Regions from separate parts of the Mus musculus genome. Here region 1 is linked to region 2. The links are chromatin loops, found by intact Hi-C in ENCODE. Cell type or tissue: heart. All regions are shown on one strand. Each heading gives the region's core, and the rest is flanking DNA. Links, peaks and the distances in the headings are about the cores only. Region 1 overlaps Tdg (thymine DNA glycosylase). Region 2 holds the start of Hcfc2 (host cell factor C2).

Region 1 (8,331 bases), core at 325-8,324, 65 kb after region 2:
TGGTGTGTCTGAAGACAGCTACAGTGGACTCACATATGTGAAATAAATAAGTAAATAAATAAATCCCCACATGCACTAATCCCATCTTGGCACAAGAATTTCCCCATCCGAATAGTGTAACTTAGGTTTTCTTTGGTTTCTTTGTGTGATTCTTTAAAAAATATATTCATTAAATTTGGCTTTTTTGTTATTGTTAGCCCTTTGTCTTAGTTGTTTTGTTGCTTACTACTTTATAGACAGAAGAACTGGATTATTTTGTAAATATCTGTTCAACCTACAAAACAAACAAAATTCTCTTCTGAGCATGACTCCATTAAAAGCAAAGCATGCAGGTCTTGCTGGCATGGTGAGGCACACCTATAATTCCAGCCCAGCTACAGAGAGACCCTGACTCAAAACACAGAAAGCAATCAATCAACGTAAATCCACTCTAAACCCTAAGCCTTCAAAGGAAGCAATTTCCAAAAGCCTTTCTAAAGTGGCCTAAAAGCAATGTTTCAAGCTGCTTCTCTCAGCACAAAAGCAAGGAACACAGACATAGGACACTACAGTAGTGTCTACTATAGCAGGATACATTACAGCAGTGTTTACTACAGCAGTACACTACAGCAGGATACTCTACAGCAGTGTCTACTACAGCAGGATACTCTACAGGGGGATACACTACAGCAGGATACTCTACAGCAGTGTCTACTACAGCAGGATACTCTACAACAGGATACACTACAGCAGTGTCTACTACAGCAGTGTCTACTACAGCTGGATACACTACAGCAGAATATACTACAGCAGGATACTCTACAACAGGATACACTACAGCAGTGTCTACTACAGCAGGATACACTACAGCAGTGTCTACTACAGCTGGATACACTACAGCAGAATATACTACAGCAGGATACACTACAGCATCAAATGACATGACAATACATGTAGAATGTATTCAGAAGTAAAGTGAGAAGGAATTTACTTCTTGGAGAGAGAAGTCATGCTTCCCATGGCAAGTTACTCTACTTAGCAGCGCTCTCTCTCTCTCTCTCTCTCTCTCTTTCTCTCTCTCTCTGTGTGTGTGTGTGTGTTTTGTAGGTCAGACCTGGAGAGATGGCACAGTGGCTCAGAGAACTCACTGCTTGGAGAGGATCCAGGTTCAGTTTCCAGCACCCACACCAGGCAGCTCTTAATCTCCTGTGACTCCTGCTCCCAGGGACTGGACACCCTCTTCTGGACTCTGTGCACTTTGATAGAGATGATGAACCCACTCCCCTATACACTCAAACACACATAAATAGAAAAGCAAAGATCAAACAAGCCACTTCTGTAATAAGAGTTATCTCAGTAAAATGGCCAAGTCAAAAGGTAACAACTGCTGGCCAGCAGTGGCACACCCAGCACCTAGGCAGGTGAAATCTCTGAGTTCAGGCCAGCCTGGTCTACAGAGTGAGTTCCAGGACAGTCAGAGCTACACAGAAACCCTGTCTTGAGAAAACAAAACAAAACAAACAAACAAACAAACACAAAATTTACATAAACTAAAGAACACCCTAGATAACCTTAAGTGGCACACAATAGATTTTCCCACACTGCCTTATTGTGTGAACTCTGCTTCCTTAGACTGTTCACTCCCAGGGGAGGAAAGCCTTTTCCTAGCTTAGCCCATTCAAGAACATGATACTAACAGCCACATGCGCCTTGAGACTTTCTGCCCATGAGCATGTATGATGTAATGAACAAAAAATACTCTGTATGTTTATCATGGCTTCTCTGCTCCTGCTTTGAATCCTGAGCTTTCACAGAGGCCCTGGAAAGGGCTCCCCCCTTTTATTTTTTATTTACTTATTTTTATTAGGTATTTTCTTTATATACATTTCAAATGCTATCCCGAAAGTTCCCTATACCCTCCCTCCGCCCTGCTCCCCCTACCCACCCATTCCCACTTCTTGGCCCTGGCATTCCCCTATAGTGGGGCATATAAAGTTTGCAATACCAAGGGGCCTCTCTTCACAGTGATGGCCGACTAGGCCATCCTCTGCTACATATGCAGCTAGAGACACGAGCTCTGGGGCTACTGGTTAGTTCATATGGTTGTTCCACCTATAGGGTTGCAGACGCCTTCAGCTCCTTGTGTGCTTTCTCTAGCTTCTCCATTGGGGGCCCTGTGTTCCATCCTATAGATGACTGTGAGCATCCACTTCTGTATTTGCCAGGCACTGGCATAGCCTCATAAGAGACAGCTCTAACAGAGTCCCTTCAGCAAAGTCTTTCTGGCATATGCAATAGTGTCTTGGTTTGGTGGCTGATTATGGGATGGATCCCCGGGTGGGGTAGTCTCTGGATAGTCTATCCTTTCTTAGCCCTGGAAAGGGCTCTTGCGCAGTACTGCCTGAAGTTCCCTCTTCAATTCCTCAGCACAGGTCACATAGGGGACACAGGATAAGAAACTATGAGAGGCTAGCTTGGGGTGCTGTATGCTCAAAGACAGTGAACAGGGGTCCTATCCCAGCGGACAGACACTTCTGCTTCAAGAAGGGTTCTGGGGAGAAGGTCAGGCACCTGTGAGGAAGAATATGAATTCTTCCTTTGAGGTTTTGTTTCTTACAAACAAACAAACAAACAAACAAACAAACAACACTCCAAAAGAGCAGTTGTTTGAAAAGTTAATTTTATGTATGTATGTGTGTAGCATGCACATGCAGTGCCTGTGGAGATCAGAAAAGGGGGCCCGGCCTCTACACCTGGACTTAGCCATAGTTATGAGCCTCCATGTGGGTGCTAGGAATCAAATCCAGGCCCTTGGCAACTGTTAAGCCTTCTCTCCACTCCCAAACTTGTGCTTCTTTAAATACGGTTCTCATGTTAGAGAATGGCTCAACAGAGTATCTTGCAGCAACATGAGAAAATACTATGCGGCTACTAAGAGTTCATTGGCATTTTGAAAAAAATATAGGAAAAGTATTACTTAAAATATTTTGTGCCGAGCAGTGGTGGCGCACGCCTTTAATTCCAGCACTTGGGAGGCAGAGACAGGTGGATTTCTGAGTTTGAGGCCAGCCTGGTTTACAGAGTGAGTTCCAGGACAACCAGGGCTCTACAGAGAAACCCTGTCTCACGTAGTTCAAGCTGGCCTCATCTCTACATAGTTCAAGGTGACCTTGAACTCCTGCTTCTCCTGGCTCTATTTCTCAAGTGTTGGGGTTATAAGCATGTATGATCATACTTGGCCATGAGAATTAAAGTTAGCATCGTGGGACTAGCTTCCTAGTGGATATAACATCTCTTATGTGGGTGCAAGCAAAACAAGTACATAGAAACCTTCATAACTTTGAATACTAGAAAACCAGAATTTTAGATAACCTAATTTTCTGTTGTTGAATACTAGTTAAATCTGCAAGTGACACAAACTTGCTTTTTGTTTCAATTCTTTCTTTTTTTTTCATTTCAAATGATTTGTGTGTACCTATGCTTGTCTGCATGTATTACGTGCATGACATGTATGTAGGACCAAAGGGAAGTCAGAGTCCCATAACTGGAGTTACAGGTAGTTGTGAGCAAGCCTGTGGGTGATGGGGAACTCATGCCCTCTGCAAGAACAGGCAGTGCTCTTGACTATTGAACCATCTTTCCAGCCCCCTGCTCAAAAGATTTAAAAACTATGTCGCACGCACGCAAGCAAGCACGCACGCATGCATGCAGCAACAAGGACTACTGAGTCATCACCCCACTTCCAGCCTCCCCTCCCTCGCTGTGATAATGCAGAGTTAGATTTAGCAGCCTCTACATTAAGCAGCACTAAATCTGCTCAAATCTGAACAGGCCCTGTACTCATTCCTTTCCTGGTTGGTATGGCATTACCTGAAAAAAAAAGCAACCTAAGAGAAGACCTCGTTCCCACACTCAGTTCAGCATACAGCCCGCTGTGCTAGGGAAGGCCCTTAGGCAGCGTGAGCCACTAGGTAGAGAAAGGGGAATGCGGTGCTTAGCAGGCTCTTTCCTTCCCCCTTTGTGGAGGTTGCAGGACACGAGAAGTGGGGAAGCCTTTTATTCCATATTTGGTTGACAGTCAGAAATGTTAACACAACTCACAATCATCCCAATTTCCTATAGAGACTGCCCATCTGTCGAAAGGCACACAGCAAGTGAGAATACTAAAAACTACAAACTAGGGGCTGGAGAGATGGCTCAGGGGTTAAGAGCACTGAGTGCTCTTCCAAAGGTCCTGAGTTCAATTCTCAGCAACCACGTGGTGACCCACAACCATCTGTAATGGGATCTGATGCCCTCTTCTGGTGTCTGAAGACAGCAACAGAGTACTCACATATATAAAACAAATAAAATCTTAAAACAAACCCTACAAACTAAGCTTAATGAGGCCTTGATGACATGCCCCGAGTTTAACTGTATCACAAACTGCTCTTGTGTCCCGAGATCTAAGCAACACACTTTATACAATCACTTCTGACTTTACTGACAAGGGGCATCCTTTGGAGGAATAAAGAAAGCAGAGCTGTGGTGTAATGAGAATGACCCACACAGGCTCAAATATCTGCACGCTCAGTTCCCACTTGATGAAAACTGTTTGAGAAGGATCTGGAGGTGGGCCACCTCAGCCCCGCCCCCTCTGCTCCTCAGATCAGGATGCAATGCTTTCAGCTGCTGCTCTAGCGCCCCAGCTGTCTGCTTCCGCTACGATGCCGATGGATTAACCCCCCCCCATACTGTAAGCATGGCCCCTAATTAAATGTTTCCCTTTATAAGAGTTGGTCATGGTGTCTTCATAGCAATGGGAAGTATCTTTTCCAGTTTTTCTCCCTTCCCTTTCTCCTTCTTGCTCTGGCCTCGCTCACTCTGGTCCATAGTTTGTTTGTTTGTTTGTTTTTTAATTTGTTTTTCATTACGGATGGTTGTGAGCCACCATGTGGTTGCTGGGATTTGAACTCATGACCTCTGGACGAGCAATCAGTGCTCTTAACCGCTGAGCCATCTTATCAGCCCTTCACTTAAGTCTTTAAACCTTGCTGCAAACTATATTCCCTTGAGCAAAGCAGGAGAAAGGCATAGACTTTATATATAGCCACTGGTAGCATCTGTGCCCTTTGCGAAGCTGGATGAGTCAGATAGGTACTATTCTTTCAAACTAAGCCTGTCATCCTGCCACCCCCACTGTCTCTATGCCTGGGCCAGTGACATGGTTGATCAGGTAAAGGTGCTTACCACCAAGCCTGGGGACTGAGCCTGATCTGAAACCCACAAGGTAGAAGAAGAAAACAAACTTGAGAAAATTTCCTGTGACTCACGTAGTGGCACATGGGTTCCCCGCCCCCCCCCCCCCCATTCACTCATGAGCGCATATAAGACGTTAGAGGTAAAATAATAAATAATCACCGTGCTACTGTCCCTCATCCCCACCCAACAGGCTTCCTAGGCTTGCTTCGCTCTGACTCATCCTGACACTCTCCTGGGCAGTGCAGTCCAACACCCAGCTTTACAGAGCAGAGGTCTGCAAAGGGGGTGGACTACTGACCACTGGCAGTACCTCCACACTCGGGGCAGGTCTCCTCAGTTAAACTTCTCTGGAAACACCCTAAGGACAGATCGGAGGTGTGTCTACTAGGTGATCCCAAGTCAAGTTGATTCCATGTCTAGGTGATTCCAAGACAGCGAGAAACTCCACAGGCTCCACACCTGCCATCTATGTGAAATGTCATGGCTCCGGAGCTACACAGAAGTGCCCATTCTCTTTTCTTCCCGTATCTGCTGGTATCACCTGCTCCATACTGCTTCATTCTTCTGCAAGATGCTGCTTTCTTCTCTCTGAGACCCATCCTACCAACTCCTACAGACCTCCTGTGCCCAGAACTGCTTCCTACAGCTGCCTGTGGTCTCTCAATACACACACACAGCGGATTAGAGGTCTGTGGAAAGTCGCCACACTGTATGCCTGTAATCCTGGCACAGAAGCAGAGGAAGGAGGATGCCTATGAGACTGAGGCTTGCTTGGGTCTACATAAGCAAGACTGTCTCAAAGCTAAAAAAAAAAAAAAAACCAAAAAGTCTATCTAATACGATTCTGATCTGCTGTTTTAAATCTTTAAAGCTTTCTCTAGAAACACTAAGAAACTTCTTTAATTCTAAGTTATTTTACACTATTTTAAGGGTCTAGAGTGCTGTTTTCAAAACACCTCTGAGCATCTCATTTGAACAAGGATACATCCTACTGAACAGCCACAAACAATGACCAGTGCTAAACAAGCTCAACGCTGCACAGGGGACTGGTCTGGTTTGCTCTCTATCAAATGCTACCTACTGAGATCTGGTTGTCCCTCTCCCTCCCATCTCAGGGATGAGATCTTCACATGCATCAGCTTTTGTTGCGTAGCCCTGCCCCTCTCCCCCCATTGGTTAATAAAGATGCCTACAGCCTGGGCTGTGAAGAAGAGAGGGGACAGAACGAAGGTTCCTGGGCTTGGGGTCTCAGGAGGGACCACCAGAGAGAGGTGAAAGAAAAGTCTCCATGGGGTAGGAGGATCTTAGCACATGGCCCCGAGGGCTGGCCTGATGCAGCAGGATCAGCCCAAACAAAACATGACACGTGATGTCTCGGGGCTACTGACAGGGAAGCAGACAAACTAGCATGGAGGGCCGATATCTGCCCAGCTCTAGTGCTTTTAAGCCTATTATAAAAATCGAAAGAACTTTGTGTCTTATATTTGGGAACTAAATGATCTGAGGTGAGGTAGAAACCCCCAAATGATATTTACTGCAACACACACAGCTCCAGGGAGCTGGCAGTGTGGACCGTGAAGGAACACCACATACACATCTGCTGCTGACAGCGCTACACGGAGAATGCACACTTACCCGTGCGTTAGCTCCTACATGCAGAGTGCAGGAAGACTTTAGGACTAGTCAGAATTTCCAGTTCCTGCTGGGCCTGGGAGGAAAGGCCCATAACCCCAGCCATCTGAGAGGCTGAGGCATGAGGCTCATGAATTTAAGGTCCACCGGAGCTACAGAGTGAAGCCAAGGGTAGCCAAGGCAACACAGCAAGACCTTTCAAAATAACGAGTAAGAAGATGGCTGAGGGACATGACTCAGTGGTAAGCTTGCTTAGCACACTGGAGGCTCTGGGCTCAATCCCCAACCACACACTCCCAAATAATAATAAAAATCTGGGTTCATTTTTAAATCATTTCAGTAGTATGACATCAAGGTCTTACACACACACACTATTTAGTCTTGGGTTAGAGAGAGAGAGAGACAGACCACACACACGTACACACACATGTAATATTGTGCCTCTTTTTGTTAATGATTCACTATTGCATCCATTCAGCATGTATTTATGTAGACTCCAGTTCAACCTATCAGTTCTACAAACCCCTCTGAAAGTTGGGCCGGCATATTTCCCACTTTCACCAGCAGGTCCCTGGCACCCTGTAGTTGGTAAAGGCTTTAAGATAGGTCTACCTGTCCTGTGAGTAGAGGCCCTTCTGCAGTGTCCCTTGGATCTTTGAGTGGTAAACCAGACTTTCATTTCAACTCCCATGGACTGCCATCAGCCCCCGTCAATCTGCTCAAAGATGTACCATAATACAGCCGTCGAGTGGGAAGGCGGGCTGAAGACAGAATCTCTTGCCTAAGTTCAATGTCCATTTGCCACTTAGAGGCAAGCTAATTCTTCGCCAGGCAGGGCTAATACCTAAATCTCCATTCCTTTTACCTGCGAAGACCTTGCCATTTTGTTTTTCTTAGCTTTCTGCGAAGAGTCTAAATCCCCAAACCTATACTTTGTCAGGCCCGCCCTGACATCCCCATTACCACTAAGGGACAATTTTAAAGACCATCCCAGAATGAAAGACATCTACAGATTGACTTCTTAGCGTGTTATACACACTCCACAGCAATAGTATCTATCCCGCGAGGATGAGAAGGACCCCGCAGCAACCGCGGCCACAGGGTACCCGCTTCGCCTTTACAGTCCACGGTGACGGAGGGTGAAGAACCGCGCGGGCGGAGGCTGCGGCCGGGCACACACCACCTTTTAAAGCTCGCGGGTACGGGAGGCAGAGGACGTGCGCGGACCTGGGAGGGGGGGGGGACGTGTGGGGAGCGGGGAGGTCCCCACTGCGCACGCGCAAGCCGGCCTTTGTGCGGGCCGCGGCCCTGACCGACCCCAGCCGCGAGCGCCCGCGTTACCTGCGCGCGGCCTCTGCGTCCATGGCGGCGCCGCCGAGGGTACGGCCACTCCTGCCGAGCCCACGGGCGCCCGCTCTGCCGCTCAGCGCGCGGACTCACCACAGGATCGGGGCGGCCGGTGGATGGACGGCGCTGGCC
Region 2 (8,312 bases), core at 1-8,000:
AACGACTTGCCTAAAAAAGAACATATTCATATAAAAGCAGGAAACATTTCTATTTCTATACTTTCAACAGTGAAACACCATACGAATACATCTGAATCTCACCGGAAGATCCAATAAGCTCCTCTGGGGACAAATGACAAAAAAGTATCTAACTAGTGATTTATATGTTGAAACAAGGTCTCACTATGCAGCCCTTGCTGTCCTGGAACTCACTGTGTAGACCAGGCCGCCAACTTAAGAGCTCTGCCTGTCTCTGCCTCCCAAGTGCTAGAATTAAAGGCATGCATCAGACTCAAGAGAAGTGGCTACCTTCTGAGAGTAAAATGTATATCCGAGTAAGGCTGGCTATGGTAATCCCAGACTTTGTAAGGCAAGAGGATCAGGAGTTGAAAGCTAACCTTAGCTACTGAGTGAATTTAAAGGCAGCCTGGACTATGTGAGATTTGTCTCACAAAGCTGTAAGTATATATGTAGGTATATGTGTGTATATGTATGTGTTAATAGACATTCAGACTAATCTTCTATAAGCTAATACTAATAATAATAAGTAGTAGTAAGTACTATCACTTCTAATTTTTTCCAAGCGAAAAGAATTTAAGTATTTGTATGTAGAACTTTAAGAATAGAAGCAATTCATAAAAACTTGCTTTTAGATATTAGATAAACCATGAATGCTAAATAACCTTTAAGTAAACAAAACTCATTTAACAAAACCAAACTCCAAAATGTATTCTTTTAGCCATGAGAATCTTCTCTATTTTCAATTATATGAAATGGTTGCTTGCTTGGAAATAAGTACAACCCATTCACATATGTCAAGTGGTAGATACTCTCATGATCATGGATGGTCCTTGGAACACAGCGAGATTAGTCAATGAGGACTGACTGGTTTAACAAGCAAGTCAAACCTAGAAAGCCCAGGTGAAACTGTCCCCTCTCTCTGCATGACTACAGAGGAGGATAGTTCCTACTGTTAAAGGAAACCATTCCTTTCATACCGAGACACTGCAAGCACAGTCTCGGTGGTAGAAACGCCAACATCCAGGCTCCACCACAGACAATACTGATTTCAAACACCTAGGGGCAGACTCCAGCAATCTGCTGTCATCAGTTGGGAGGTGCTTGTGTTGTAGACTAAAGGACAACTGTGTCAAAGAGCTGCTGAAGGCTAGATACCCTTATGCTATAAATGTCATACCACACCTATGACAAGACAGCAGATATTTTGACTTGTTAGTAGAAGTGGAAACATTTTCTTTGAAGCTATAAAATGCAGAGCATCTGTTTCTGTCACTGTACTAATAAAATACTTGTCATCCCTTTAAAAACTATGACAATTTCATTAGCTCTTCACACTGAAAACAATAAATGTAAGATATACTTACTTGTAACTCATATAACTCATTGCTGTATCTTCCATATTCAACCATTCCCCCAAACACTAGGATTCTAGTCCCATCACAGACAAATCCATGGGCTGCACAGCCTGGAGGGATGTCTCCTCTAACAGCTGGTAGGAACCACTGGTTTGTAACTAGTTGAAAAATAAAATAAAATAAATTATAACAAGTTACCACACTCCATGAGTGATAAATATATTAGTCAAAGGATCTATACATATAATCAAAGAATATGTGTATATATACTTACATAATAATACATACATACATACATTCATGCATGCATATCCATCCTTTATTCCAACAGTTCTCAATTGGGGACTATTTTGCTCCCCCAAGAATACTGATTTTACAATGTCTAAAATCATATATAGTTGTCACAACTGGGATGGAGGTGTAACTACCAACCCATGGCTCGAGCCTGAGGATGCCAGCACGCATCTTACAACATACAAGGTAGTAGCCACAGCCAAAAATCACCAGTCCCAAAATGTAATAATGCTGCTGTTGAAAACCCAGATCTGGGGCAGGCACTGGTGGCACATGCCTTTAGTCCGAGTAAAGCACTTGGGAGGCCGAGGGGCTCATTGATCTCTGTGAGTTCGAGGCCCGTCTGGACTACAGAGCTAGTCTTAGGACAGCCAGGGCTACACAGAGAAACCTGTATTGAAAAAGGAAAAGAAAACCTGTTCTGCATCATTGTACTCTTAAAAAAAAATCCTGGTGTCACCCCCCATTAAAGAAGTGGAAAACCTGTGATTTAGAAAGACGTGGTAACTTTAATGCTGATTTAGAACAATTGCCAAAGCAAGATTCAAAACAGACCCAATTTCTTCTAAGCCCAGGGTATTTACACTATACCAAATCAAACATCTTCAAAACTTTTTCTGTTGGAGTACTGAGGAGAGTCAAAACTAACAAAATTTCTCCTACCGTTTTTAGCTTTTAGAGGACTACTGTGATCAAGTTGTTTCATCAAAGTTGTAGGTTGTGAACTAAAACGACACCAAATTCAGTATCTAGCCTTAACTAGTTTCCTATGATTGCTAGACTACTTGTAAGTGGAGAAAATATACTTTCAACCAGCACGGAGGTCAAGACCTGCCCCCTTAACAAGTGACACTTCGAGCTGTGCAGCGGTGCCTTAGCTATGACAGCCCCTTGGCGAGGACCAGCCCGGAAGGGCAGAGCACATACACTACAGACATCGGCTAATCAGAGACCAGTCCGCGTTCACCCACAACTCTCTCCGCCGCGAGTTTAGAGAACTGTCTTGCGGGCTTCCGCCCGGTACTAACTGTACCTACGCTGAAGAGGCAGCCAGGAGAACCTCCCCGCCCCTCAACTCTCTAGGTTCTAAGAAGGGGGCTGGGGGAAGGCAAAGACCACCGAGGCCCGCCTTGGGGTGGGTTTTGTTCTTGACACTGGCGGGATCTCCACCCCTTAAGTGACCGGCCCTAGGGTGGAGGCCCAGCCGTGGAACCCGCCGTCTCGGGTCCACGGGGAGGGATGGGCCGGGGTGTCTCGATGTCTACCGGTGGAGTCACGTCCAGCCCGCGGAACCGCGAGCACCGAGCCGCCTTCCAACACGTTGCGAGCTCGGGCTGCCGACCCAGCCGATCTTCCCCCGCCGCCTGCCCGGCTGGGGTAGCGGCGACCCGGCGGTGACAGCTGTCAGGCCCGCGTCCGCCGCTCCTCCCCTCCCCCTCCGCGGTCCCGAGGCGGGGTCGCCGAGCCGCCGCCTACCGGTATTGTAGACGTGCAGCTCGTCCGCGATGCCCTCGTTGCCCCCGCCGAAGATGATCATCAGCTCCCGGATGGCCACGGCTCGGTGTCCGTGCCGGGCGCGAGGCACCGGTCCGGTAAAGGAGGAAACCCGCCTCCAGTTGAGGAGGCTGGGAGCCGCCATCTTCCCAACCCCCGCCCCTCGGCCCACAATGCCCCGCGCGCCACGGGCTCCACGGCTCGTGGGGAGGACGAGCGCCGCCTCCAGCTGTGCGCGGGAGGCCCGGCACGTGACCCGCGGGCCCCGCCCCCCCAGCCCGTGGCGACGTGGCCCTCGGGGCTCCGCCAAGATGGAGCCCCTCCCGCCAACCCTGCCAACCCTCCTCTCTGTGGCTTTCAGTGGGGTGTTCGGGGAGGAGGTTACAGCTTTGTCCTTTAGGTCCACTTGGAGCATCTTCTGTGTAGGAGCGTCACGCCCTGGAAACTGTTATCACAGGCACTGGAGAAGAGCTGCCTGCCGTGTAGGTCCCAAGTGATGAGAGCACAGGGAGCGCCTAAGGCAAATCTGTCATCTCAAAGGAGGGTCTCCCAGACTGCAGGACAAGGACAGTGGACACGGTGGCTAAGTGCAGGGCCTGAGCACGGCTCAGATTTGGAGGTGACAAGCCTACACAGCAAAAGATAACCCCAAAGGTGATTTTCGGTTCATTTAGGTGTATTAGTTGTCTTGTTGCTGTGAAAAAATCCCCTGACAAAAACCTTTGAAGGACAGAAGGGTTTGTTTCCCCTCACTGAGAAGCCCATCATAATGAAGAGGCTTGGCTGGAAGTGGCTGGTGGAATTTCATCTGCAGAGAGCCACGGATGCTGGAACCGGGCTGCCTTATTATTTAGTCCAGGATGGCATCCCAGTTTATTTCTACCTTAATTTATTTCAACCTTACATCTATTCCCACCTTAATTAATCTGATCTAGATAACCTCATAGGCCTGCCCACGGGCTTGTCTCCTAAGTAAGTTTAGATAGTATCAAATCAGCAATATCGACCATCACAGCAGGTCATTATTTTCATGCGGAGGCTTCTTTTTATAGTGTTGTTAATATTCTTAGACAAAAAGACTAAGGGGGAAACCCTTAAAAGTTGCAAACTCAGTGTTAATTTGGAAAGAGTCTATTTTGTAGGCCTGCTATATCAAAGTGCCACAAGCCTTGTGCCTTGAAAGAGTTGAATGGCACTCAGGAGTAAGAGTTTGAGGCCAGCCTGGCCTACATGGTGAATAAACAGCCAGGGCTAAATGGAGAGACCCTGTATCAAAAAAACAAAAACAAAAACAAAAACAAAAACAAAACTGGGTTTGATTTCCAGCACCTACATAGCTGCTTACAATGGTCTGGAACCCTCTGTTCTGGGGGATCTACACCCTCTTCTGGCCACCACAGGTACCAGGTGGGTCTGTAGTTCATAGACATACCTGCTGGCAACGCACCTGTACTCATCAAAGAAAATCTTAAAAAAGAATAAACACATTAGAATTGTCTCACAGTTGGAGAGAAAGTCTGAACAGAACACCAATGTAGGTAACACGTGAAGGAAAGGTTGGACAGGGTAGAGAAGGAGGGTGAGCTGTACCCCTAAGAAACCAGCATTTAAAAGGTTATAACAGAAGGCAAAAGGGAACTGGGGACTTGTTCTATGGGTTTGGCTTTGAAAACCACTTCCACCTTTATGAACCTCCCTTTGCCTGTGGCTTCTTCTAAATATCAGTCCTCGCCAAGTTCCCTTTTGACCTCTTAGCTATTAGTGTTCCATTTCCTTTAGAAGCCACACAGAGTTCATGTAGGAGGAGGAAGTGTTGGATTTGCAAATTAGGAGGTTGCTATTGGCCTAGAGTTAAACACTTTAAGTGGAGGAGGAGAGGCTAGAGAGAGCCAAAGAATGAGTGGGGGAGGAGATGCAGAGAGCATAGTCTATTGTTCTTTGGAGTTGTTGCCATGGAAGCAAGAACCTGTGCCATTCTCAGGCTACACCTCGCACATAGTTGTCATTCAGTAAAATAATTTCTATAATCTTTATATATTACTACTGCTTCCAATCCTATTCCTTAGCTACAGGGCATTGAAGAGCCAGTTGTAGAGCAAGACACCAGTGCCCAAGTGTGGCAGACCTCTGAGAGCTATGGGCAAGGTCTCGGTTGAGGACTCTGGGGAAGACTAGCGGATGAGCTCAATAACAGATGGTCTAATCAGGCACTGTTCTCAAGATGAGAGAGGCAGACGTCTATTTACAGATCAGAGGGCTCTGGCCATGGTTCTTAGCTAAAGCTGTAGCGGGGGCCATGGAGAAAAGCAAGGTGGGGCTCTAGGCCATGTGGGAATCTAACCGTGCTACCAGACCAGTGATTTAGACTCAAGAGCCAAGGAAGAAAACCAGTTACAGCAGGCGGGAGCCAGGGGCCCAGTGCCAGGACTTGGGTGCACAAGCCTTTGTTGCCCTTTATCAGGTAGGAGAAAGAGCCAGAGCACTGAAGCTTAAGCTGACAAGAACATAACCCACAACTGAGGTCCATCAAGCAAGAGGGATTGAGAGATGGCTGTCATTTCTACCTCCTGTGTGGGATCTTGGAGGCCAGCCATGAGAGACAAAGGGAGGAAAAAAAAAAACCCTATCAGCTTGACCCAGTCTAGTGACTCATCAGCTACTACAACATATTTCCTTCCTTCATTGACCTTAGTAGATATTATCTGAAGACAATGTCTCTCCCTCAACCATTAACTGCTAGCAGCTCCTAAGGAAGGGGTGGTCTTCAGGATCCTCTACCCCCCCCATCTGTAAAGGCACACTGCTAGGTCCACTCTTATGCAGGTGTAACTGCAGCTTCTGTGAGTTCAAAGCCCCCCTCCCCCTATCATGAAGCAACCCTAATTAAATTCAGTGGGAGACACAAGATAAGAAAATAGAAAAGAGTCTAGTTGGCAAGAAGGAACGGTTCAGTGATGCAGGAGAGAGACAAGAAGGTAATGGGGTACACCCATTATCAAAACAAATCCAGGTATGAAACTGTCAAAAATCATGAGTCGAGAAAAATAGGGATATTTCCTAAGACATTTTAAACAGACTCACCAAAGCCTGATCCAGTCAGCAAGAGGAAATGAGAGCTGGCCTTCAACTAAAAGAATCGTGACTCAGACACATAGTTTAATGATAAATGGCACCACAGATTAAAAGTGGACATGAGGGCAGATGTTATCATGTTTAGCCGTGAGCCTATGTCCTGAGATAGATGTATCACTAAGTAAATGGTGTGATATCACGGTATGATGGATACTATAGAGAATTCATGAGCATGTCTAATGATATAGCCTATAATGTGCCTGGGCTATATTGTATACACTATTTATTATAATGATGATTATTGTTTTATTTTTAAAAGATTTTAAAAAATTATTTTTAAGTGTGTGTGACACATATGGGTATGTGCATGTGTGTGTGTGTGTGTGTGTGTGTGTGTGTGTGTGTAGGAAACCTCGATAAAATGCCAGAAAAGAACATCAGATTCCCTGGAGTTAGAATTCTAGGTTGTTGTAGCTGTCAACGAGAGTACTGGGAATCAAACTCTGGTCTCTGTAAGAGCAAGAAGTGCTCAGATCATTGACCAATCTCTCCAGCCCATTGATGTTCTTTTTAAACTTCAGTTTTTTTGTTTGATTTTCATTAATCCATTTATTTATTCACCGTACATCCCAATCGCAGGCCTCTTCTCCTTCCAGTCCCTCCTCCTCTTCTCCTCTGAGAAGGGGGAGGATTCCCATGGGTATCTGCCCACCCTGGCACATCAAGTCATGCAGGACTAGGTACATCCTTTCCCACTGAGGCCAGACAAGTCAGCCTAGTTAGGGGAACAGGATCCACAGTCAGGGTAAGACCCTGCTCCAGTTATTAGGGATCCACAGGAAGACCAAGCTACACATCTGCTACGTATGTGTTGGGTTCTGGGTCCAGCCCATGCTTGCTCTTTGGTTGGTGGTTCAGTCTCTGTGAGCCCCAAGGGTCCAGGTGAGTTGACTCTGTTGGTCTTCTTCTGGAGTCCCTGTCCTCTTCAGGTCCCTCAAGCCTTCCCCCAACTCTTCCACATGACTCCCCAAGCTCCATCTAATGTTTGGCTGTGGGTCTCTGCATCTGTTCCCATTGGCTGCTGGGTGGAGCCTCTCAGAGGACAGTTATCCTGTTTGCATGCATAACAGAGTATCACTGATAGAGTAAGAGATTGGTTGGCCATTCCCTCCATCTTTGTCCCTGCACACCTTGCAAGCAGGACACATTTTGTGAGTGGGCTGCTGTTCTTGTGCCTCCACTGGGAGTCATGCCTGGCTATAGGAGGTGTCCACTTCAGGCTCGATATCCCTCACTACTAGGAGTCTCAACTAGAGTCACTCTCATAGACTTCCTGGTACCTCCTCAAAGCCCTCACCCCATCCCAGATCTCTAGTATGTCATTGAGTGCCCTCCATAGCTGATTTCTGTTTCCCACCCCCTGCTCTCCCTATGCTTGATCACCCTGCCCCATTCCCCTCCCCATCCTCTCTTCCACGCAGTTCCCTCTCTCCACCCACCTCTGATATCTATTTTATTCCTCCTTCTGAGAAAGATTAAAGCATCCTCCCTTGGGCCTCCCTTGTATTTGCCTTCTTTGGGTCTGTGAATTGTAGTGTGGGTATTCTGTATTTTATGGCTAATATCTATTTATAGGATATCCACTTTAAAAAATTAAAAACTAAGACACAGGAGCCTTTGGGCTAAGGACTGTAATGGCTCCCAGCTCTTACCACCCCCAGGATGCTGTGCTATTTTCACTTTATGTCCTTATCTCCAACAACACTTTCAAACAGTGTCCTTTTTAATTAATTCATTCCTTTATATTTATTTACTTATTTGTTTTGAGGTGGGGGTCTCTCTGTGTAGCCCTGGCTGTCCTAGAATTAATTTCATAGACCAGGCTGGCCTTAAACTCACAGAAATCAGCCTGCCTCTGCCTCTGCCTCTGCCTCTGCCTTCTGAGTGCTGGGATTAAAGATGCTCTACCACGTAGTGCATACAGCCCCTTTTAAAACTCTCCTCCTAGTTTGTAGTGAGCTGTCTGTGTGCTGTAAGGACTTTAACCTATTTAATTGTAATCTCTTCATACAGCTT

The links. Peaks named below come from ENCODE experiments on the same cell type or tissue, not always from the same donor. Only the 100,000 strongest peaks of a DNase experiment are listed, where the experiment ranks them.
Region 1: a loop joins it to region 2, with 4 times the contacts of the local background. A loop is called at or near these places in 7 of 42 quality-filtered maps.

Annotation. Positions count from the first base shown.
Region 1 is chr10:82,629,901-82,638,231 of GRCm38, reverse strand. It overlaps Tdg (thymine DNA glycosylase), which reads right to left. Exons shown (of 10, transcript NM_172552.4): 1 at 8,194-8,331. The coding sequence starts at 8,216. Among named protein-coding and RNA genes, the nearest start is that of Tdg, 4.2 kb to the right of the region's middle. In heart, for the core only: no CTCF peak of the experiment used is centred there; no DNase peak of the experiment used is centred there; H3K4me3 peaks cover 1,750 bases; H3K27ac peaks cover 1,008 bases.
Region 2 is chr10:82,694,141-82,702,452 of GRCm38, reverse strand. It overlaps Hcfc2 (host cell factor C2), which reads right to left and starts at 3,339. Exons shown (of 14, transcript NM_001368720.1): 1 at 3,147-3,339; 2 at 1,386-1,534; 3 at 1-10. The coding sequence starts at 3,309. In heart, for the core only: a CTCF peak has its summit at 3,165; DNase peaks (open chromatin) are centred at 3,332 and 4,922; H3K4me3 peaks cover 2,141 bases; H3K27ac peaks cover 1,768 bases.